2 separate regions of the Homo sapiens genome follow, and region 1 is linked to region 2. A link is a loop called in an ENCODE intact Hi-C map of the cell type or tissue named here. Cell type or tissue: B cell. All regions are shown on one strand. Each heading gives the region's core, and the rest is flanking DNA. Links, peaks and the distances in the headings are about the cores only.

The links. Hi-C counts contacts between places; a loop is a spot of excess contacts. Peaks named below come from ENCODE experiments on the same cell type or tissue, not always from the same donor. Only the 100,000 strongest peaks of a DNase experiment are listed, where the experiment ranks them.
Region 1: it touches region 2 in a loop (4-fold over the local background); 5 of 110 quality-filtered maps call a loop at or near these places.

The regions. Positions count from the first base shown.
Region 1 is chr4:3,477,562-3,485,029 of GRCh38, forward strand. The region is part of intron 4 of DOK7 (docking protein 7); the gene reads left to right. LOC105374355 (vegetative cell wall protein gp1-like) reads right to left here and starts at 7,276. Exons shown (of 3, transcript XR_007057994.1): 1 at 6,884-7,276. RefSeq lists enhancers at 2,379-2,970, 3,190-4,157, 4,158-5,124, 6,827-7,468. In B cell, for the core only: CTCF peaks have their summits at 3,160 (motif pointing left) and 3,370; DNase peaks (open chromatin) are centred at 3,140 and 4,030.
Region 2 is chr4:3,293,600-3,309,561 of GRCh38, forward strand. All of the region lies in intron 1 of RGS12 (regulator of G protein signaling 12), which reads left to right. Among named protein-coding and RNA genes, the nearest start is that of RGS12, 8.6 kb to the left of the region's middle. RefSeq lists enhancers at 211-796, 9,123-9,172, 9,193-9,252, 10,859-11,508, 14,725-15,443 and a silencer at 1,581-1,776. In B cell, for the core only: no CTCF peak of the experiment used is centred there; DNase peaks (open chromatin) are centred at 9,022 and 9,872; H3K4me3 peaks cover 817 bases; H3K27ac peaks cover 638 bases.

The sequences.
Region 1 (7,468 bases), core at 1,730-4,229, 180 kb after region 2:
TTGTGGCAGGAGCCAGCCCTGTTGGGGCCTTTGAGGAGACGACATCTGACCCTTGAAAGGGGAACAGGGCAGTGAGGCTCAGGCTCCACGGACTGGGGGCGTACACAGCCAGCTGCAGGAGGCACGTGCGGCAGAGCTGGCCCGGAGTCTCGGCCCCTGGGGCTGGCAGGGGCCATAGCCAGAGTCCAAAGGGCCTTGGCCCCTCTGGGATTGGAGAGCCAGTATGGATGGGCAGGGCCGCTGCCTATGCCAGCTGTGAGCTGGTGCGGGGGGTGGGGTGGGGGGTGGTTCCCGGGAGAGCTAGGACACCTGTCGGGGTCCCATCTGCCCCCAGGCCCTCCCTGCGGCAGGCCAGAGGTTCAGTACTGGGGCTTCGGGAGCCACTGGGGAGTGGGTTGGCGGTGGCTGGGCACAGTGGGTGGGCCCAGCGTCCCTGTCCTTTGTCGTGTGGGAAGCCAGAGCTGCAGGCTGTAGTTGTCCTGACACAGGCAGCCTGTCCTGTCTGTTGTGTGCTAGGTTTGGGGGTGCCTGGAGGAGGGGGACCCATACCTTCCTTTCTGTCTGTGGAATTCCTTGGCACGGGCAGGCAGCCGGCCGGGGTGGCGCCGCGTGCTCACCCTCTAAGCCGGGGCACAGCAGGAGGACCCGTTTCCTTGGAGACCTGCTTATTTTGTCTGGGCCATAATGGAATGGGGACACTGGATGTTTTTCCTCTGAGGCCGTGGAGGTTCACATCCCTGCCGAGGTGTGGGTGGCCCCTTTTCCGCTGGTAAACAATCCCACACCTGGGGCTGTGCTTCTCCCCAGGGCGAGGCTACTGTGCCGTTTTCCTGGGCTGCTCAAAAGCTGGGGGCACTCTTGTGGGGCCGTCTGTCTTGCTGCTGCCTCTCCGGGGCAAGCTGTTAGAGCAGCCCCACCCGCAAACCTGCAAACCAGGCTGGCCCCACAGAACCTGAAAACCTGCAAACCGGGCTGGCCCCACAGAACCCACAAACCTGCAGACTGGGCTGGCCCCACAGAACCCGCAAACGGGGGCTGGCCCCACAGAACCCGCCTTTGCAGCTCAGTGCTGAATGTTCTCGTCCCCGGTGGTACCCTGGCCTGAGAGAGGAAGGGCTCTGGGAATTCGGTCACCGACGGCTGCACACCCCGTAGGGTAGGTGGGTTCTGGAGGCCAGGCTGGAAGGCTTGGCCGAGCCACCCATCCCTGTCCCCAGCAGGCCCTGCTGGGCTGTATCCTCCTGGAGACAGGCGTGGCCACCACCCTGGGTGGTTTAGGCTGGGTCTTAGACTCGGCCAAGCGGTGGTGTTCTCAACGCAGCACTGAGTGCAGGCCGTCTGGCTGGAGGGACGGGGAGTCTGCGGCACGTGTGGGCAGCCTGGGGCCTCCTGCGGGAGGGAGCCGGCAACTCGGGTGGTCCAGGGGCAGCGGCATCAGCTTCCTGGGGCTTCTGTAGCAGATGACCCCCAAGAGAGGGCCAAGTGTCCAGAACGGGTTCCTTCTGCAGCCTGGAGGCCAGAAACCCCAAATCAAGGGGTCCTCAGGGTTGGCTTTTTCCAAAAGCTCTTGGGGAGGACCCATGGGAAGGTCCTTCCTGCCCCTTCCAGCCGCTGGTGGCCCCGGCGGCCTCGGCTCGTGGCTGTGCCACTCCAGTCCCTGCGCCTGCTGGCTCCTGCGTGAGCCTCCTCTTCAGTCTCTTGCAGTCTGTGGACTTAGGGCCCACCTGGATGACCCAGGGTGACCCCATCCCGAGACCATCAATTCCATCCGCAGAGGCTCCTGTTCACAGGCCCTGGTATGTGAACACATTTTGTGGGCCACCATTTGGCCGACAACTGGGGCCACTGGGACGGAGAAATATCCAGAATCTGAATCCCAATAAGTCTGTGGGTGTCGTCACATTCAGTCTGGAGGTCACAGCTGGGCTGGAGTCGTGGGAAGGCCCTGGAAGTTCTTGGGTGTAGGAAATCCACATTCCCTCCTTCCCCAGGGACAGGTCCTAGCCTGGCCCCCGATCCCCAGAACCGCCTCACTTGGCCCCGCCACAGCCAGCTCTGCAGAGAGCAGAGAGGGTGACCCTGGCCCAAGGCGATGGCTGCGCCTCACTCATCCTGAGACACTGGGCGTGGCTGTGCATCACGGGGGCCCTGGTGGGGGTCGGGTGGAGACAGGCCTGGCTGGTCTTGGTGCCTGGGGGGCAGAGGTCTCTCTGTGGACAGCTGCCTGTTCAGAATGGGACAGGAGGTGGCTTGGTGACAGCAACCCCCGGGTCCCCAGTGTGGCCCAATTCCCCGTCTCTGTTGGTCACGGGCCTGTAGTGTGGACTCCTGGAGCTTGGCCCGAGCGCACTTGGCACATGGCAGGCGACGGTCTGTGGACAGCTCAGGTCTGCAGGCTCCAGCCTCACACACGGGCAAGTGACTGGGCCCCGCCTTCGGGGATGGACTGTGCGTGGTGGAGAGTGATGCAGAGAGGGCCACTCGCCCTGGGACAGGCTCAGCTTGCAGCACAGACGGTGGTGGGCCCCAGAGAGGGTGAGCCCACCCAGAGCCTAGGAAGGGAGGGCTTTGGAGGCGCAGGGGGACGTTTGAGCTGGGCCTTGAGGGTGAATGGAAGCTTTTGGAGGTGCCCCCTTTTTCCCCCCTTACCTGCTCTCTCCAGCTGGGTCCAGTCCAAGGACCATATCTGCCTCTTTGCCCAGCCTCTGGGGGCCGCCCGGAGCATTTGAAACTCATTTTGACTTTTAAAAATGATTAAGAATGTGGCCAGGCACAGTGGCTCATGTCTGTAATCCCAGCACTTTGGGAGGCGGAGGTGGGAGGATCACCTGAGGTCAGGAGTTCGAGATCAGCCTGGTCAACATGGTGAAACCCCATCTCTACTAAAAATACAAAAATTAGGCAGGTGTGGTAGCAGGTGCCTGTAATCCCAGCTACTCCAGAGGCTGAGGTGGGAAAATCACTTGAACCTGGGAGTTGGAGGTTGCAGTGAGCTGAGATCCCGCCATTGCAGTCCAGCCAAGGCAACAGAGCCAGGCTCTGTCTCAAAAAAAGAAGAGTAAAGAATGAAAACCTGAACTAGGAGGCTCTTGCTACATGAACGCGGCATCTGCCCAGCTCTGGAGAGCCCCCTGCCGGCCACCTTTGGCCACTGCAGCCTGCGGGGGCAGCCTGGACAGAGCTGGCTGGAACCCTGGCCTCTGTCAGGCAGCAGGGAGCGCCTTCAGCAGTTTCTCATTGCCGGGCGCTGGGCCTAGGGATCAGACGGTCCGGCCTCAGAGGCTGCGTGAGACTGAGTGAGGCATTTTCAGTCCTCAGAGGGTGCGAGGGGAGCCAGGAGGGGCACAGACCCCAGGCTGGGGGCACTGCGGGGAAGCTCTCTGGAGGGGCGAGCCTCAGGGGACTTCTGCAGGGTGAATAGGAGTTAGCTCAGCTGTCAGAGGGTAAGGGGTGGAGGGGGGTGAAAAGGGCACTTCAGACATCTTTGAGCACGAATGGGTGTCCCGAAGGGCTGTGTAGGAGCCCTGTTGGGGGGGATAGGAGGCGTGAGGGTGGAGGAGGAGGAGGAGACAGGGCTGGGTTGTAGAGAGCTGGCTAATTGGACCAGTGTTTGTTTGCACCATTGTCTCGGAGCAGCAGGGAGCCATTGAAGGTGCTTGAGCATGGGGAGTGTTTTATATGCTAATGTTGACCCCGGGGTGCAGATGAGCTTGGAGGAAGAGGCTGGCAGGGGCCAGAGAAGGTTCTGATTGAGGTCCAGAAGATGGAGGGCGAGGCTGCCCCAGGCAGCAGCTGCCTGGTTGGGGGATGGGAACCCTGTGGATTGCAGGAATGTTAACAAGGTGGTGATGGACAAGGGGAGGAGGGCCGGCCCGGGAAGGGGGGGCCTTCTAGAGTGGTGCCCCTGGACTGGGGCTGCTTCAGGAGGGCAGAGGAGGGGTGGGAGCCAACACCCACTGCCAGGCTCCAGGCCTTCCTCCACCCGAGACCCACTAGGTGGGGCCACTCCCAAGTGTACAAGAAGCTGCCACCTTGGGGGATGGAGAGGGCTGAGGGTCATGTTATCAAGACTTCTCAGTCCTGCCCATGCCTACCTGGCATGAGCCATCCAGGACACCCTGGTCACCCCGATGTTTGTTCTCTGAGGAGCTGGGATTATGAGCACTTAAGATTCTGACATCAAGGGGCAGCCACGAGGGCACTCAAGAATATTCAGATGGAAACCATCTTAGATCTAATTGGCTCATTAAATGTCTGCGTGGAGGAGCATTTTCTTTCTCAAGCCGGTGAGTCCTGGAGTTAGTGCAACAGCTTTTTCACTGGAGACGTGTTTCTCAGGAAGCAGGTGCGTCTGTAACGTGGGTGAGGTTTGCCTGCCGCTCAGCAACCCCAGCCTCTGTCCAGAGTTGGCGCCGCCCTGAGCCCCGCAGCTCCTGGCCTTCTGCTTGTGTTCTGCTGACTCTGTCCTGCTTCTCTGCGTCTTCCATGCTCTTTCCTCTTACCCTCACGCCTCCTATCCCCCACAACAGGGCTCCTATACAGCCCTTTGGGACACCCGTTTGTGCTCAAAGATGTCTGACGTGCCCTTTTCACCCCCCTCCACCGCTTACCCTCTAACAGCTGAGCTAACTCCTATTTACCCTGCCACACCTAGCGGCTGGCGGCTGTTCCCTGGCTGGCAATTCTGTGGGCCAGGGATCTGGACGGGGCTCAGTGAGGACAGCTCATCTCTGCCCCATGAGGTGCTGCCTGGGGTCCCTCGGGCAGTGGCATTTGGCTATGGTGGGGCCCAAAGGCCCAGGAAAGCACTGTGCCGGCTGTTGGCTGGGTTGCCTCAGTTTCCCTCCAGGAACCTCACCCTCCGATAGGACACCTTGGGCTTCTCAATAGGTTCCAAGAGAGCAGAAGCTGCCAGGCCTCTGACGGTCTTGGGGCAGGGCTGGGAGAGCATCCCTCATGCCACTTTATGCCAGAGCCATCACTGGCTGGCTTCGATTCCAGGGAGGGAGTGGACCAGCCTCTGGAGAAGGAGCGGCCTCTGAGGGCAGGGATAGGGGAAACAGAGTGGCCGGCTTTGCTGCAGTCACACCTGTGTGATATAGCAAAATGGGGCAGGCCCTGTTCTCCCCCCTTTCCCCAAACACACAGGCAAACAGGAAACATGCGCACCCTGTCTTGGGGAAGGGGCAGGGGGGCGGTCAGCAGCCTCTCACCTATGTCTTTCCACCCAAGGCCGAGCACTGGGGGTCTCCTGGTTATGGGCGCTTGGGTGGACACTGAGACCACAGACGGCTTGTGCTCCCTGCCGGCAAGGTGCTCAGCCTGGCAGCCGGGACGGCAGCAGGTGGGGCTGAACCCCAGAGGAGGCGTCCGTGAGAGCACCACAGAGGGGCTGTCGGGGTCAGGGGACTGAAGGGGGCCAGAGGCCAAGAAAAGCATCATGAAAGGTGTCGTTATGTGGCCTGAGTCTGGAAAGGTCTGGGGTGTTCTAGGTGGCCAGGGGTGTGGAGGGTGGGGGTGGCAGCCTCCTGAGTGGAGATGTAGGGGTGTGGAGGGTGGGGACGGCAGCCTCCTGAGTGGAGATGTAGGGGTGTGGAGGGTGGGGACGGCAGCCTCCTGAGTGGAGATGTAGGGGTGTGGAGGGTGGGGACGGCAGCCTCCTGAGTGGAGATGTAGGGGTGTGGAGGGTGGGGACGGCAGCCTCCTGAGTGGAGATGGCAGGCAGACCTGGTGTGCAGAGGGAGCTTTGAGCATTCCCAAGACCGGGGGGGGCTGGGTGGGAGCGGGGGTGGAGCATGAACCCAGGGAGGCCCAGCGAGAGCCTAGTCGTGCGGTGTCCTGGGAGGCCATGGCCCAAGACCTTGGCAGACCAGCATTGGAGATGGGCATCTTCCTCCAGGGCCACTGATGTCAGCTCTGCTGGCATGGATGATGGGGGTGGCTGGCGAGGGTGTCGCGTGGGCACGTGGGAGCCCGAGGCTGGCGGTGGGCTGTGCTCCAGGCCTTGCCCGGTTGACCGTGTCTTCGGGGTGAGTGACGCTCCGCAGACGCCGCATGGAATGCGGGGCCGGCTCCACTCCTTCCGTAATGTGGTTTTTTATAGTCGGGGGACTCATTGTCCCGTGGCCACTGCCAGCTGTCTGTAAGCTCAGGATTAGAGAGCCTGGCCTTTCGTGAGAGCTGGGGCTGTGCCGGCTGAGCCCTTCACAGGGAGGGGTGGACCACGGGGACAGGGAGCGACTGCCTGGCACTGAGTGAGCCAGCCAGCAGACAGCATGACGGCCTTCTCCTTGCCTGCCCCCAGGGCCTGGTGCAGGCTCTCTTCTGCCCACCCTACCCAGCTTGGGGGCCCCACCCCATCACGGCCCTCATGAGCCTCTCGGGGCATCCTCCTGGATGGCATCGCAGCGGGCATTGGCCTCCCCTCCATGCCCACCTCCAATTCTGATCAGGAGCACCCCTCACCCACAGTAGGACTGGAAGCTCTATCGGGCCAGAAGGTGCACAGGGGGCCAGGGGACTTGGACTTGAGTCCACCTCGTGGCTGTGTGATGGTGGACAGGTGGCGTGCCTTCTCTGGGCCTCAGTGTCCTTTTTGCTAAAGTAGGAATGGCGCTGTCCCATGACCCGGTTTGGGGACACTACGTGGAAGGAAGCATCCACAGCACAAGGTGCCGCTCGCCCTCGTGTGCCCGGGGTGGCTGCCAAGGGGCCGGCAGCGTCGCCACGTGTCGGGGCTGGCCTGAGTTCCGTGTCCCTGGAATCTACAGCCTGTGTTCCGTGAAGGCAGAGCATGACTGGGCAGCAGGCAGCGGGGGTTCTAATGCCGAGATTTCCCTTCCCCCCAACTCCTGCCCACCCCGGCGCCTTCCCTCCTGCGTACCTTTCTTTGGGCAATGGGCAGAGGCCCCGGAGCGGGCGGGATTCCTGTGAGGTGACGCCAGCCGGAGTGTCCAGCCGGGTGCAGCCAGCCCAGTGGCCCATTCACGCGGCCGCCAGGGCTTCATTCACCCCTGGCCGGGAGGGCAGCGCCCCCGTGACTCGCAGCTGGGGCTTCTCCACGGGTGGCGGCTGCATCGCTCTGCCAGTGACGCTGGGCTGGTCCCTGGGGGCCCTCCTGCTGCTGTGGGGGTGCAGGGGTGGATGCTGGCCCCAGGATGCTGCACACGGCCTCAGGGCAGCACCCACACACTGGCAGCTCCAGCTTCCCCTGAAAGATGACCGAGGAGGTGGGGAGGACGCGGTGCTGGCCAGCAGTGACGGCTGCAGCATGTGTGGGCAGGTGCCGTGCCACACCTTTTACAAACATCTGAATGCAGCCCTCCCAACAGCCCGGGGGAAGGAAGTGTGGTCACATGGCAGCCTTCCTGGGATGTGACCCCAGCTCCAGGTGGCACAGCTCCCTTCTCCTGTGGCCTTGGAGCCCTGAGGGGACCCTACTTGATGTCTCTGGGGTCTCCTGGCTGCT
Region 2 (15,962 bases), core at 7,915-10,414:
GTGCCGCGATTGTGCAGTGTAGACAGAGGGGTCCCAGAGCCGTGCGGTGTAGACAGAGAGGGGCCCAAAGCTGTGGAATGGGGACAGAGAGGGGACCCAGAGCTGTGGAGTGTAGACAGAAAGGGCGCCCAGAGCCATGGAGTATAAACAGTGGAGTGTAGACAGAGAGGGGGCCCAGAGCTGTGGAGTGTGGACAGAGAGGGGGCCCAGAGCCGTGGAGTGTAGACCGAGAGGGGGCCCAGAGCCGTGGAGTGTAGACAGAGAGAGGGCCCAGAGCCATCTAGTGTAGACAGAGAGGGGACCCATAGCTGTGGAGTGTAGACAGAGTCTCATAGCCGTGCAGACAGAGAAGGGGCCCAGAGCCATGGAGTGTAGACAGTGGAGGGTGAACACAGAGGGGGCCCAGAGCCGTGGAGTGTGGACAGAGAGGACCACCTGGCCTCTCACCTGCTTGGTCACTTGCTGGGAATGTGTCCCTGGGCAGGTGACCACCTTCTCTGTGCCTGAGTTTCCTCATTGGACCTGTCTTTGGAGCTGCTGCAAGGGCTAAGAGTGTCTTTGTCTGAAGTCCTCAGCGTGGTCCATGCCGTCCTGTGCAGGGCCCTTCTGAGGCCACAGGGACGTGCAGGATGGCCGGCAAGGCCTGCACAGAAGGGGCGCTGGGGGGCCTTCCCAGGCAAGGCAGCAGCCCCACCATTCACAGCAAGGAGACTACCAAGGAGGGCAGAGAGGCGGCTTTGGGCAGCAAGGGCTGCTGGGGTGGAGTCCTGCTGGCCTTCCCCTAGAGAAGGCGACGTGGGGAGGGCAGAGCAATTCTGAGTAAGGGAGAACCAGTTTATATTTCACTTTAGAAAGTAATTGTCACAGTGCGAAGTTTCTTCCCCTGAAAAAGCGATATAAAAAGGTCCATCGTGGCCAGTGCTTTTGGGGACTTGAGATGATGGGTATCCGGTGCCCGGGCCCTGCGTGGTGCCTCAGCTGGATGCTCTGCAGGTGGGGGAGGCCATGTTGGCTGAGGGCAGGGGCTCAGGCAAGGGCAGTGGGGTGGCTGAGCCTGCACAAGTTGGTGCACCCCTGTCTGGGTCTTTTTCTTAAAACTGCAAGTCCAGCCTTATCTCTGAGACCTCCTGAGGCTGGAACCTGCCATCAGACAGGCTTACAGTTCTAGCCCTGGTAACTGCAATGATGCGGATGCCTCTGTGACTGGCAGAGCAGAGGGAGGAGCGACAGGGCAGTGGTGACCGGAGGTCTCAGGGAGGTTGACAAAGACAAGGGCGGAGGAAAGGCCCCTCACGTGGACTGGAGGTACAGTACTGACCTGTGGAGTGCTCAGGAGAGGGCAGGGGTGGCGCGGCCTGAGGGCATGTCCTGGGGAGGGTCAGGAGGTGGGAGGGAGGCACTCGACAGGCACTGCAAAGAGGAGGGAATCCAGGGTCAAGGGCTGGCTCCCTTTCTGCCCTGTTTAGGATGAGGGTCTCGGGGAAGAAGGGGTGGCCAGGCCGAGGAGACCTGTGGCGCTGGGAGCTGGGACTCAGTGAGGTCCTGGAGGTGGTGAGGGCCCAGAGGTGACAGCTGGTGACCCAGCCGGCCTGGCTGCTGCTGTGGGAAGGTCGGGGGTAGAGGAGATGGAGGACAGGCTGAGGCTGCCGCTAGTCAGCGCTTCCGGCTGATAGAAGGGGGCTGAGTGGGCTCTGCAGGCCTGGTTGACAGTATGTGGATCACATTGACTTTGGACCTTTATTTTTGTCTGAGACTGACCAAGCAAAATAATCAGGCTGGGCTGGGTGCAGTGACTTAACGCCTGTAATACCAGCACTTTGGGAGGCTGAGGCAGGTGGATCACCTGAGGTCAGGAGTTCGAGACCAGCCTGGCCAACATGGTGAAACCCCGTCTCTACTAAAAATACAAAATTATTCGGGTGTGGTGGCAGACGCCTGTAATCCCAGCTACTCGGGAGGCTGAGACACAAGATTCGCTTGAACCTGGGAGGCGGAGGTTGCGGTGAGCCAAGATTGCGCCATTGCACTCCAGCCTGGGTGACAAGAGCAAAACTCTGTCTCAAAAAAAAAAAAAAAAAAAAAGCTCCATCTCAAAAACAAAGACAAACCAACAACAACAACAACAAAAAGCAGGCTGAAGGAATAAACAACTCATTAGTTACGACTTAACACATGCAGGGCTTCAAGCACACAAAATCCTAAAGCCCAGACCATTTTACATTTTATTTGAATTTGGTGGAATTCCTAGAAACATTTCCCTTCCCAGTTGTATGAGTTTCCTATTGCTGTGTAACAAAGCACCACTCACTTAGTGGCTGAAAATGGCAAAAGTTTATTTGCCCTAGTTGGGCTGAAACTGGTGTCATCGTCAGCTGGCCAAGCTCCCTCCCGAGGCACTGGAGGAGAACTGTTGGCCCGCCCCAGTCAGCTTCTGGAGGCTGGAGGAGAGCCGTTCACCCCCCTGGTCAGCTTCTGGGGGCTGGAGGAAAACTGCCCCCCTGGTCAGCTTCTGGGGGCTGGCCTCATTCCTTGGCTCCCGGCTCCTGCCCTGCCTCCATTGTCACATCGCTGTCTTTCTCCTCCTCTTTATTTTCTCCTTTTAGAGACAGGGTCTCACTTTGTTGCCCAGGTGGAGTGCGGTGGCACAATCATAGCTCACTACAGCCTTGAACTCCTGGCTCAAGCCATCCTCCTGCCTCAGCCTCTTGAGTAGCTGGGACCCCAGGCATGTGCCACCATGCCCAGCTAATTTTTTCTGTTTTTTTTTTTTGGTAGAGATGGGGTCTCACTATGTTGCCCAGGCTGATCTTGAACTCTTAGCCTCAAGTGATCCTCCTGCCTTAGCTTCTCAAAGGGTTGGGATTGCAGGCACGAGCCACCGCGCCTAGCTTCTGTCTTCTTCTGCCATGTTCAAATTTCCAGGATAATCTCCTTGTCCTGGGAGCCTTAGTTTACTCACATCTGCAGATCCGTATTGCCGTATGGCTTTCACAGTCCCAGGGATTAGGGCCTGGATATCTTTGGGGATCGCTATTCAGCCTACAGCAGGCTCCTCACTTGTCTTCGAAATGACTTCACTTTTCCCATTGTGTGCGAGGAGCACCCGTCTCATGCCTCTTCTCTGGGATGGGCAGGGTTTGTCCAGGGAAGGTCCCTGTGGTTTCACTTCCCTGCCCTTGGGGAGAGGCGGGAGCCATCCTGGAAACAGGTGTCCTGGGAAGGAAGACAAGCCTTGCTCAGGATGCAAGCCCCAGTCATGAGAGGTTGTGGGAGGTCACTCATGCTGTGCCTTTTTAGGAGGTGGGGTCGTTACCAGTTCCAAACTGGATACTCCACACAGTGCTCATGCAGTTTTACCTGTGGTTTTGGGGGCCACCGTTGCAGAAGTTGCCTAGATTCTTCCATGAAGGAGCCTCTTGCCTCGGGCTCCGGGCAAGGAACTCTTGTGTTAGAAGTTCCCTTCTTCTGTGTCTTTTAAGGTCTGGACTTCAGTGAAAGAGAAAAGAAACATCTAGTTTGTTCTTTCTGTTTTTCTTTTCTTTCTGCTTTTCCATGCACTTGCTGTCCCCAACTCTGTAATCATGGTGATACCCGATACGCATACACACTCTACTCACATATCTTTTCCTACATCTTTGTGTCCCTTAGCAGTGATCTTAGTTGTCCTTCCAGCATGCCTGAAAAAGGGCTGAGTCTGTGGATTGAAGCGTCCAGTTGTAGGCATTCTCCTGCCCTGCCTGGCCGCAGCCCCCAGAGGCGGGATCCTAAGTGGTCTGTTTTCTCAGGCATTTACTGCTGTTGAAGCTGCTCCTTTAAAGCTTAAGACATTCTTTTTTTATTTCTCCCAAAGGCCGTGGGGAGGTTTAGCTCTCCTCTGTCCCACCAGCCTCCCTGTCCCTCTATGTGCCATCATAATCACTGCATTTTTGGTGAAATCGACAGTCCTTGCTCTTGTGTGACTGTAAGCATTGCTCATTACTGCGCCAAGGAGTGCCCTGAGCACAGGTCCTCTCGCACAGCCCTGTGGATTAGCATCTTCTAGTCACCCACCTATCAAAATGGTTTGTTTTTCATTGCATCCAGGACACTAGCCCCATCCCCACCCCTTTGGGATTGGAGCCTTCTCCCTGCTCTCGTTTGCCCTGGTCTCCAGGAGACCTGCTGCGCCGCTGTCACCTGCATTTCCCGCTGCTGTCCTCCATCTGTGGGGCTCCCTGTGCACTGGGTCCTGCTCTTCTCTCTCTGCTTGGCTCACTCCTCGTTTTGCTGAAGTCCTACTCTTTTGATACCTAAGAAACATCACATAGGTATTTTTTTTGGTCCTTGATTTAGAAAACATCTTTATTTTACTCTCCAATTACCTTTTAACTTAGCTGGGTATAAAATTTTAGACAATGATTTTTTCGGAATTTTGAAAATGTTGCTTCATTGCATTTGGTTTCTGTGCTGTTGAGGTCTGACGCCATTCTGATTTCAGTTCTTCTGTGTGTGATCTCTCCTGCCTCAAGCTCATAGAAGCGGCTCTTTTCCCTCAGTGTTCTGAGAAGCCCGATAATGGCATCTGCTTCCGTTTATTGTGCTGGGCACTCCGTGGGCCCTTTCAGTCTGAGGATAGAAGTTTTTAAATTTCAAAGATAATTTTCTTTCAGTTTTGCTGTTTTCTCTTTCTGGAACTTTTATTTGGAGGTTGGACCTCCTAGGTTGATCCTCTAATTCTCTTTTTTCTCATCTTGTTGATCTCTTTGATGTTTGTTCAATTTTTTTTTTAAGAGACGGAGTCTCACTCTTTTGCCCAGGCTGGAGTGCAGTGGTGCAGTCATAGCTCGCTGCAGCCCCAAACTCCTGGGCTCAAGCGATCCCCCTGCCTCAACCTCCTGAGTAGCTGGGAACACAAGCATGCACCCCCACAACTGGCAATTTTTACTTTTCATTTTATTTTTTCATAGTCTCGTCATGTTGCCCCTTTGCTGTTTCTAAGAAGTCAGTCACTCTGGTAGCTGCGTTGCTCCTTTATGTTATATGATGAGGTGCTTTCAAGCTCCTCCTGGGATTTTTGGCTTCCAGCAGTTTGATTGTGATGTTCTTAGGAGGGTTTGCTTTGTATTTGTCCTGCTCAGGGTTTGTTGAACTTCTTGGATATGTAATTTTTCACCATCTTCAAACTGCTATTAAGTTTCGTGCATTTTAAAATTTCAGTTACAGTAGTTTTTATTTCTAGAATTTTCACTTATTTTTTATGGTTGCCATTTCTCTGCTCTGTCATTTGTTTATTGTGATCATACTGTCATTAAATCTTTGAACACATACTAGCGGCTTTAATGTTCTTTTCTGCTAATTTCAACACCTGCATTACCTCAGGATCAATTTCTATTGGCTTCTTCCAACTATGGGCCACATCTTCCTGTTTCTTTGAACATCTAGTGTTATTTGATGGTGTACTGGACATTGTAGATGGTAACTGTAGTGACTTCTTTTTTCTGAAGAGTGTTGATTTTTGTTCTGGAAGTTAATTTGTCTGGACTCAAATGAAAATCTCTGCTGCAGTCTCTGCTTGGTGCTGTTGACCTTCCGGCTGCCTCCTTCTGCTGGACTCTGGGGTCTCTCTGTGCATGGATGGCTCACCACTGGCCAGGACCTAGGCAGAATTTACTAACAGATCTCACGACTGCCTCTTCCCCAGTGACCTCCTTTCTGAGATATGCCCCTCACTGTTCAGCCACCCAGCCCTCCCCAAGCCCTATCTTGGACTCTTCAAGCTGGGAGGATCACAACTTCTACCTGTGCTCTAGCCATTTTTAGAAACACTTGTTTTAGTTGGTGCAGCTCTCTCCTTTCAGGGGACAACTCCCCTCCACTTTCTGCCTGCTTTTCATAGCTCTCCAGGACCTCCCAGAGTTGGTTTTTGTGTCTTGTGTCTGGTTGGAACTTGATTTAGCAGCGTGGGAGGATGTGGGAACTGTCAATTTACGGACAGAGCTGCCGGCACTTTGATTAGTAGCCAGGCATTGGTCTTTGGCAGTTTGCTTGTTTTTCTCATAGAGCGTTCAAGTGATCAGGGAGCTAGCACTCCAGTTAAAAGAAAGTTCTTCCCCTACCAACACCTGACTTCTGGATCTTAAGTGTTAGCCTAGAATAGATGCATTTCCTGGATGGGTCAACTAACCTGATGAGCCTGGTGGCAGAGAGACTGTGCGTCCTTTATTGCCTTCCTCTGATGCGAGCACCATAAGGATAGGGCCTATGGGCTCTTCTTTGACTTTCCAGAGGCCCATGACCCCTGGACCCCTGGACCCCACGCAGGTGTGCTAGGCTGGGTCTCCTCCAGGCTCACTGAGGGTGGGAGGAAAGGCTCAGCCTGGCCTGTGGCTGCTGTTCCGCGGTCTTCACCTCACCCCCACAGTCTTTTCTAACTCTGTGCTGCAGTTTGTCTATAAAATAAGGTTGTTGTGAGGTTTAAATAGCATGATGTGTGGAAAACGGTTAGGAGCAGTGGCTGATACCTGGGAGTCCTGGTCACCATTAGCGATGGTGCTGGTGGCATCGCTGCAGGCTTGCACTCTGCTGGGAACAGGTGCTCGCCTCGGAGGCGCCCAGGCCTTCACTGAGTGCATCTGGGTCTGGCCCCCACTGTGTGCCAGGCTGCTGGAGACAGCAGTGCCGCGGGCTCTGCTGAGCTGGAGTGCAGTGAAGGTGCTTTAGGCAGGGTGAGGGGCTGGCTTGCCCCGCCTGCCAGAGCGCCCTGCACTCCAGGGGCCTGGAGTCCAGCCTGGGAGTTAGTAGACAATCGTGTGGAAGAGGGACAGCTCTGTGGATTCCAGCCTTTAGCAGCCAGATTCCTCCCTGCGAGGCTGGGGACGTTGGCCCTGGGAGGAGGAGGACTGCCTGGGCCCGCCCCTCCTAGGAGTTCCTGTGCCTGCTGGCACAAATTATCACCAGCGAGGGGCTAGCCCAGTAGCAGCCCCCGGTCCCGTCACAGTTCTGGAGACTGGAAGCCTGAAGTCAAGGTGTGGCAGAGCTGTGACCCCTCCGAAGGCTTTAGGGGGAGACCCTTCCTGCCTCTCCCAGCTTCCAGGGCTCCCGGCATTGCTAGGCTTGTGTTTGCATTGCTCCAGTCCCTGCCTCTGTCCCCATGTGGCATTCTCTCACGTGGCTTTCTCTGGGTCTGTGTGTCCCTTTTGCCTCCCTCTTTTACGGACACCTGTGATTGCATTTAGGACCCACCTGGGAAATTCAGGATCATTGCCTCATCTCAGAATCCTTAACATAATCCTTTTCCAAATAGGGTCACAATCACAGCTTCTGGGGATTGGGCCCTGGTATCTTTGGGGCTGCCGTTTGCCCCACTGCACCTGCCTAGACCTGGGGGTGGTGAGGAGCCACGTGAGGAGGTCACAAGGGCACAGCGCTTCAGGCCCCAGGAGCCTCCCCGGCTGCCCTCCTCTGTAACACGGGGTCTGTCCCCGGCTGCCCTCCTCTGTAACACGGGGTCTGTCCTGGCTGCCCTCCTCTGTAACACGGGGTCTGTCCCGGCTGCCCTCCTCTGTAACACGGGGTCTGTCCCCGGCTGCCCTCCTCTGTAACACGGGGTCTGTCCCGGCTGCCCTCCTCTGTTACATGGGGTCTGTCCCGGCTGCCCTGTGGGCAGGACAGGTGCACAGCTTGTCCTTAACACGCTTGGTGCTGAAGAGGCTCACAGTACTGTGAACATTGGCAATGATTTTGTCTTTCTGAGAGTGGATAAGATACTAAAAGCAAAAGGACCCCTTCAGGCCTAGTGAACACAAAACAGTGGTGGAACCCTCTGTGTCTTTTTCCCTTGAATCCTGTAGGTGGGTTACCAGGTGTCGGTGAATAGGAGAATCACATGTAGGAGGCTGATTGGAAATAAGACCCATTTGTTGATGAGAAAAATTGGTTTCAGTCTTTCTGGGGTGTTTTGGGCTAAGGAGAGGCCCGCCAGGGCCAGGGATGGAGAGTGAGGCCGGGGTCCGAGGGCCGGGGATGGAGAGTGAGGCCGGGGTCCGAGGGCCGGGGATGGACAGTGAGGCCGGGGTCCGAGGGCTGGGGATGGAGAGTGAGGCCGGGGTCTGGGCTGTGCTTGTCCTTTCCTGTCCTTTACCTGCCACTGTGGGTTTTGTCCAAGGAAGCAGGTATGAGGGAATGAAGGGGTGGGGGGCGCAGAGGTGACATGTCCAGGTGGGGTGATGGGGGACCTCCGAGGTGCCAGCAAGGAGGAGGAGAAGAACATGGACGTTGGAATGAGCCAGGTTTAAACACAGCCTCTCTCCAGGGCTAGACTTGCCAGGTACAGTGTTGCCGCACAGCATTTGGGGCGCACTCATACTAGGAAGTTGTCATGTATCTGAGATTCACATTTAACTGGGTATCCTGTATTTTTTTTTTTTTCTAAATCTGGCAACTCCATTTATAGTCTCACTCTGCACAGATTTAAAAACCACAAACAGAAGTAAATATCAAGTAGAGATAAAAAGGGAAAGTCAAATACAAATGGAAAGGAAGAATTGAGGAGGTTTGACCTTCAGTGTTCCAAAGATACTGAAATAGTGTTTGTTTCTGGAATCAGGAAGTTTCATCAGCTGTGGCGCACGGGGGTATCCTGGAGGGCTGTGGCCTCCGTGTGTCCTGTTCACTTTTCCTGAAGCCAGGTCATCACCAGGCCGGTGCCCAGAGTGAGCTCACAGGGCAGGCCCTGCTGGACTGACCGCAGGGTCAGGTTGGCGCCTGTGACGTGGCTTTGGGCCCTGGCCGTTGTGGTCTGGGGTGGGTGGGGTTGGGGGCTTGGCTCCCGCTCTTGTCTGAGTGTCTTTGTGGTGTGGTGCTTCTGCAGGATTGGAGTTTCTGGAGTTCACGTTGTGTGGCCTTCAAAACCACAGAGACACGGGCAGGTGGGGCCTGCTGTGCTCAGCCCCTCCCAGCCTCTTGTGACTGGTGGGCTCCGCTCCCCCTGCTTACAGAAGTGGTTCCTCCTGCCCCTTGCACGGGGGCCTGTGTGTGTGCCCACAGCACCACATCAGAAAGCCCCGGAAGGCTGTGGGGTGACGTCTCTGTGCATGAGAAGGGAGGCGCCCCAGGAGTGAACAGGCACAGCCGGAGTGTGGGGCCCCTGCTCTGTGGCTAGGTTCTCAGAGCCTAGAGGCTGGGGGTGTTGGAGGAGTCATTGGGGGCCTCAGGTAGGAGGTGAGCTATGAGCTGAGCCACAGAGTCGTGGGGGGAGGAGAGAGGGCCCGTTTCAAGAGAGAGTGATTTTTGCAAATGGTGTCCTCCTGCATGGCCTGGCCCTGCTGTGCACTGTGGCATTGGGCTGTCTTAACTGTCTGTGACCCCGGGGCAGCTGGCCCTGGGAGTTCAGGACCGTCACTGGTTGCCTGTTCGTAGTTGCCCACCTGGAGCTGCTGCAGAAGCCACGAGACAGTTCTTGAATGAATAAACGAATGAATGAGTGAGCAGGAAAATCATGGGGCCACGAGGAAGTGGGTCTGACCGAGGGGGATGTTGAGGTTTGGGGAGGGACCCAGTGAGAGAGCCTCAAGAGGCTGGACCCAGTGGGACAGGTGCTTGGGCAGGGATTAGGAAGTGGGGAAGGACAAAGCGCTGGCAGCTGTGGGCAGGAGGAGGGTGAGGGCAGGGTGGGCCGGCAAGTGGGGTACAGCGGGGAGTCCAGCAGGAGGTGTGGCCACCATGCAAGGTGAGCCTCGGTACGGCGACCTAGGCAGGGAGGATGTGGGAGGGCCTCCGACTGGATGGGGACACAGGTGACAGCCACAGGGCACCTGCTGGCTCCCCCAGTCTCACCTCTGTGGCCCTTGCTGGAGGACACTGGAACCAGCAGTGCTGTATTTCAGCATCTGTGCAGATACTCTGTCCCTGGAGGCTCTTTTGCTTCATGGACTCTGGGTCCTTGGAGGATCCTGCAGAGTTTCCCCTCCTTGGGAGAAGCCCCCTCCTCTTCCTCAGCAACTTGAGCTTGCCCTGGTAGTGGGGGGAACAAGAGGAAGGAGGAACTAAGCCAGCTTGTCTCCCTGGGTGCCTGGCTTCCCCCCGCCCCACAGACCTGCCCCTGATGTGTTCTCTAGAAGTAAAACGGAGCTACAGAAGCTAAAGCCAGTGTTCACACTTTATGTGATTAGTATTAGTGTGATGTTAGCACAACTATTTCTTCAACTTTATATGACTTTCTGAATGCTACTTCCTTTTACTGTTGCTGGACTGTAATAGTATATACCTTTTTCTCAAGTGTTCAAAGAAACGAAGCATTCTGAAAGTTGCCAGTCTTTAATTTCTTCTTTACCTCTTATTTCTTTCCCCTAATCATTCATGTTTGCCATACTTCTGAATTCTAAAAGCTGCATTAGTTTTTGAGTGAATTCTCTTGTAAGCACTGAGTCGCTGTGCTGCTGCCTAGCAATGTGTGGGATCTTTCTGAGACTGACAATGGAAGAGGAAGAAAGCGCATTTGCTCCATGAGGCCGGAATTGAGGCATTTAATGTGTGTGTCCCTGATGCTCAGCCTCTTGGTTTCTTTGGATTTGAAATGTTAAAACCTCAAGAAGTGACATTTATTAAAAACCCACGAAAAACTATGCATGATGACAAAATGCTGACCTGGGACATTTTATGTATTGTACTTTTCAGTTCAGCCTAATGTATTATTCAAAAACTATGCATATTTATTCAAAAACTACTCATAATGTTGGTGGCTGCTGACCTGCTGCCTAAACGTAGGTTATTAGTATTCAGATTCAGGAGACTAAAGCTACCCAGGAACTGAGACACTCTTGAGAACCAGGTAGTTTTTGTTAGTGGAAACGTGAGCTTTGAGGGAGGCCGCTTTCTCCCGGGAGTGTGCTGGTGGAGAGGGAGGCAGCTGGGGCTGCACTGTAGAGCCCGGACTGCAGTCAGCCAGCCTGGCTTTGAATCCTAACTGCCTCCAGTCGTGGTGCTGGAGCCTCGGTTTCCTCATTTGTAAAACGGGATAATTAGACTTCGCTTGTGAGATTATGATCAGTTCGGCTTCTTTTTAGCCGCTTTTCCCCATTCTGTAGAGTTTGTCTCTGGTGTATCTGGTGTGATTTCCTTAATCACCTCCTCACAGAGTAGATTTCAGGGACCATTTTTGAAACTACCTGCTTTACATTGCCACCTAGATATAAGTACAGCACCATTTTGTGCTTATAGCAGGAATGGCAGCAAGTCAAACGACCCTGGAGCTATTTTGCATCACGTGGCACGTTGGTTCGCTGCCGCTGTGCAGCACACTGCGTCTGTAGCTGCAAGGCTTCTGGGATCAGGAGTCCTGCCTGGTGAGGCTCACGCAGGGCTGTGATCAAGGCGTTGGCCAGGGCTGTGCGATGAGGATTCGTTTCCATGCACACTCATGAGGCTGCTGGCAGCCTCAGAAGATCCATTTCCAGGGTCGCTAATATCGCTGTTAGAAGACCTCACATCCCTGCTGGCTGTTGGCCAGAGACATCCATTCCTTGTCACGTGGGCGGCTTCCTTGGGCAGCTCACAGCCAGGCAGTGACTTCCCTGAGAGGGAGTGAGGGAGAGCATGAGCGAGACGAAAGCCATGGTCTTTTGAAAACCTCATCTTGGAAGTGACATCCTATCTCTTTTGCACATTCTGTTTGTTAGAAGCGAGTCGCTAGGTCCAGCCTACACCCCAGTGGAGGGACTGCAGGGGCAGGATGACCAGGAGGTGGTGTCATGGGGGCCATCTCAGAGACCACCTGTCACTGTGCACCTGCTGGTCCCAGAGATTCATGTCCCTCCCATGTACAAAATACACTCCCCGCAAGGTCCTTCCATGACAGCATCTGCTCAGAGTCCCGCGTCATCCTCTAAACTGGCTCTAGGTGGGCTGAGATGCAGCTCCTGGGGTGCACGGTACCCCGGTCTATTGACCTGAACTAGAGAGACACGCCGTCAGCTCATCCAACCACAGCCACGGTGCCATCATGGCAAGCACCACAGGCCAGACCTTCCTGTTCAAAATGAGGGAAAATGGAGGCAGGAAGGAGCCTCAGATGTGCCTCACTTCCGAGACCCAGCCTGGCAGATGGTGGCAGTTCAGAGGCAGGAAGGAGCCTCAGGTGGGCCTCACTTCCGAGACCCAGCCTGGCAGATGGTGGCAGTTCCTTGTTCAAGTGTCATGATTTGGGACTGATAACTGTCCCTCTGCCCTTGGAGGCTTTGATTCCTCTCTCTGACTCATGCTTTCCTTTGTTTGAAACACAGCAGCTGCTTGCAGTTGAGTTGTTTTCTCAGCCTGCTTCCTGCTGATAGGATTTCCGGGTCCAGCACCCACTTTTTATTTTGTACTGCCTCTGACCCTTGTAGTTCAAGCTGGCAGTGATAGTTCTAACTTTATGGGCCTCCTGGGAGTCTCACTGGTGTCCATTCCATCAGGCACGAGCCATACCTGGCATCCCTCTGAGATGAGCCCTGCTCTGCCTTGGGGTCCTGAAGGGTGAGGACTAATGCCCATAAGCTTCTCAGGGCCTGGCTATTCCATGAGAGGCTGTGAGGCCCACCCTTCGTCTCTTTACAGAGGCTCCAGCCATCTTGTTGGTGCTCAGCACACAGCACCATTGTCTTGATGTCACATGCACAGCAGGCTTGCCTTGGACAGAAGCGGAAGGAGGAGCTGGCTGGCTGGAGCATTGGGGGCCGCCTGGCAGTGGGCTGCTCAGAGGAGAGTCAGTGGCAGGAGGTGCGATGACGATGACATGAGTTTAGAGGAGGGTGTGGAGACGAGGAGACGGATGCAGGTATCACTCCACCATGGGGAGTGTGAGTGTGGGGGCAAAGGCTGATTTGGGAAGTCCCGCTCGATAAGCGGCACAGCCTTTCCACCCCTGTTTCATCTAAATTTCTTTAGCATAACTGGAGTTGAATATTTGGGCTCCTGTCCTGCCTTGCTTGTAGACATGTGGCACCCTCTGCTCCTCAGTCAGGCACTGGCCTTGATGACATTTCCTTCCTTAAACACAAATAGCTGTTGGTCTGCTCCGGCACCGAAGCCTCAGGATCACTGCACAGGGCCTGGGGAGGCAGTAACTGGTGCAGGGGACCGAGCAGGGAGCAGAGAGTGGTCCCGGGTGTCTGAGCCCACCCTCTGTGGCACTCTGCTTCTGTTTGGGTAGGGAATGTCCTGGGGGACGCTGGTGGGTGGGAACAACACAGCTCTTGCCTTGTGAACCCGGCAAGTAGCAACAGCCCTCACTGGAGGAGCTGGGTTGGGCTGGGTAGAGGGGTGATGGGGTGATGGGGTTTGGGGTCAGGGAGTGACGGTGGATTCCAGGTGCTTTTTTGGAGGCTTCTTCCTAGCTCCTCATTTTAGGCAACTAAGCAATGTGCCAGGGTGGGTTTTCGTCAGTTTCCGATGTTTGGTTTCCTTCTCATCACATCACTCTCTTTTCTGAGTTGGTGCTGACCAAGTTTGTTGTTGATGGATGTGGGGTTTGGAGTGAGCCCATCGTTCACACCTCTTAACTGCCTCCCCCCACAAGCTTAGGAGCTTTATGGGATGTGTTGCCGCTGGCTGCTTTTCTGGTCCTAGGATACGGCCTTTGCCGACGTGTTGCCGCCGGCTGCTTTTCCGGTCCTGGGATACGGCCTTTGCCGACGCACCTTGCTCTTAGGCAGACTGTCTTGGACATGAGCCCGCGCACCGCTGGGGACAGGCCACGCTGCGGCAGCGTGTGCACACGGCATGAGGTCCGTCTCCACCAAGCCAGCCTGGGGTGGGATGCTGTGGGTCTGAAGAGAGGAGGCCAGGTAGATTTTCGTAAAACTAGGAGTTATTTATTTTATTCATGATTATGATGGCCTTTATGTAAAACTTCATCAACCCTCTTACTTTTACTTTTTTAGTACAAAAAAGTTCTTTTTAGAAAATGTAGAAAACATGCACAGAAATAATTGCATTCAGACACTTGAGAAAGTCAAGAATGTTTCAGTCAAATAGGTTCTTGGCACCCTTCCCTCCTCCCCTCACTCGGCAGGCGTGGATCGCGCACCTGCCCTGGGCCGTGGGTGTGCCAGCCTCGAGGCCTCGTGGCCCCTGCTCGTGCCTAGAACTGTGCCTGGCATGGAGAGAGCGCTCCCCACTGTGAAGTGTGTGGACAGATGGCAGCCTGTTTCCTTGTGTTAGCAGAACTCCTTTAAGTGCCCTGGTGTTTGGGCGGGAGACGCGAAATTCTACACTCAGAAGGTCCTGCCTGACAAACAGTCCTTTTAAAAAGGGTCCTTCCTTCTTTCTTCCCAAAGTTCCAAAAAGTCTCTTAGAAAGAGCAGGGCATATTTTCCTTACCTGGTGTATTTGGGTTCCAGCCAGACTCACCAGGATGACTGGGGGCGCCTGGGCAGAGGAAGCGTGCAGGGGCTTAGGAAGCATGGCTGGTGTTTGTGCGATTCTTGGAGTGGTGCCTTGGTGAGCTGCCCCAGGACCATGCGGTCAGGTGTGCGGGCAGCTCTGGGCCCAGGGGCCGTGTGCACAGTGCCCGTCCATCTGGTGCTGCTAGGGCCCTGGCCCTGAGCTGGTTGGGGAATTGCAGGTCTGCGTCTGCTGTGTTCCTCCCAACGCCTGCAGCACCCCAATTTTTGGCCAGACAGGGCCGGTGCACTTCAGGAGGTGAACAGAAAGAAACACATGTGACGATCTCAACAGCCGGCGTTAGTAAGAGGCTGTGTCCTCGACGCGAGGGATTCTGTTCACTGTCACAGGACTCAGGGCAGGTTTAGATGTGAAGCGTGTTGGCTCGGCGCTCCTCTTGCTGCAGGCGGGCCGTGGCACTGAAATGGCGAGGCACCCTCCCCGTTTGCAGATTGTAAGTCTTGGAGCGGGGCTAGCGATTCGTACTTATTTCCGCGGGCGGCTGGGGTGCGAGGTGTATGGGGAGAACAGCTGGTCTGTGGTGCTGCGTGCTCTGGGTGGCCTGTGCAGCCCTGTGATGGTCTCCCCAGGCCACCACCTGGCTGCCTAAGGCCCACGCACCTGCAGGCTCTGTGTTCTTAGGTGTCTGGTGGCAGATTCTCATGCCTTTGTGTGAGACTTGTCTTTTTCTTCTGAAAGTTTTGTGGGACTTTTTTCATCTCCCTGCTCAGGGCTTGGTGGGCCCTTTGCATTCGAAGATTCTTGTCTGCCTTTAGCTCTGGGAAGCGGCTGGCGCCGTTCAGGGCTGGGAGCCGCTCTGTCAGGATTGTGCTGTCATCTGTTGCATCCCGGGTTACCTGTGCCCTCCCAGGCCCTTTGTTGAAGGCTGAGAGGTCTTCCTGGAAGGGACTGTTTTCCTTATGTTGCAGCCTGAGCCTGCGTGGAGTCCCAGACGCGGTCGGCACTCGCAGCACTGCTGAATGGCAGGTGTCCGCTGAGGGGAACCGGGCAGGGGAGGAGCTGGGACCTGGGAATGGCAGGTGTCCTCTGAGGAGAGCTGAGCAGGAGAGGAGCTGGGACTCGGGAATGGCAGGTGTCTGCTGAGGGGAACCGTGTTGAGGAGGAGCTGGGACTCGGGAATGGCAGGTGTCTGCTGAGGGGAACCGTGTTGAGGAGGAGCTGGGACTCGGGAATGGCAGGTGTCTGCTGAGGGGAACCGTGTTGAGGAGGAGCTGGGACTCGGGAATGGCAGGTGTCTGCTGAGGGGAACCGTGTTGAGGAGGAGCTGGGACTCGGGAATGGCAGGTGTCTGCTGAGGAGAACCGGGTGGGAGAGGAGCTGGGATCCGGGAATGGCAGGTGTCCGCTGAGGGGAACCGTGCAGGGGAGGAGCTGGGACCCTGGAATGGCAGGTGTCCGCTGAGGGGAACCGTGCAGGGGAGGAGCTGGGACCCAGGAATGGCAGGTGTCCGCTGAGGGGAACCGTGTGGGGGAGGAGCTGGGACCCGGGAAATGGCAGGTGTCCTCTGAGGAGAGCTGAGCAGGAGAGGAGCTGGGGCCTGGGAA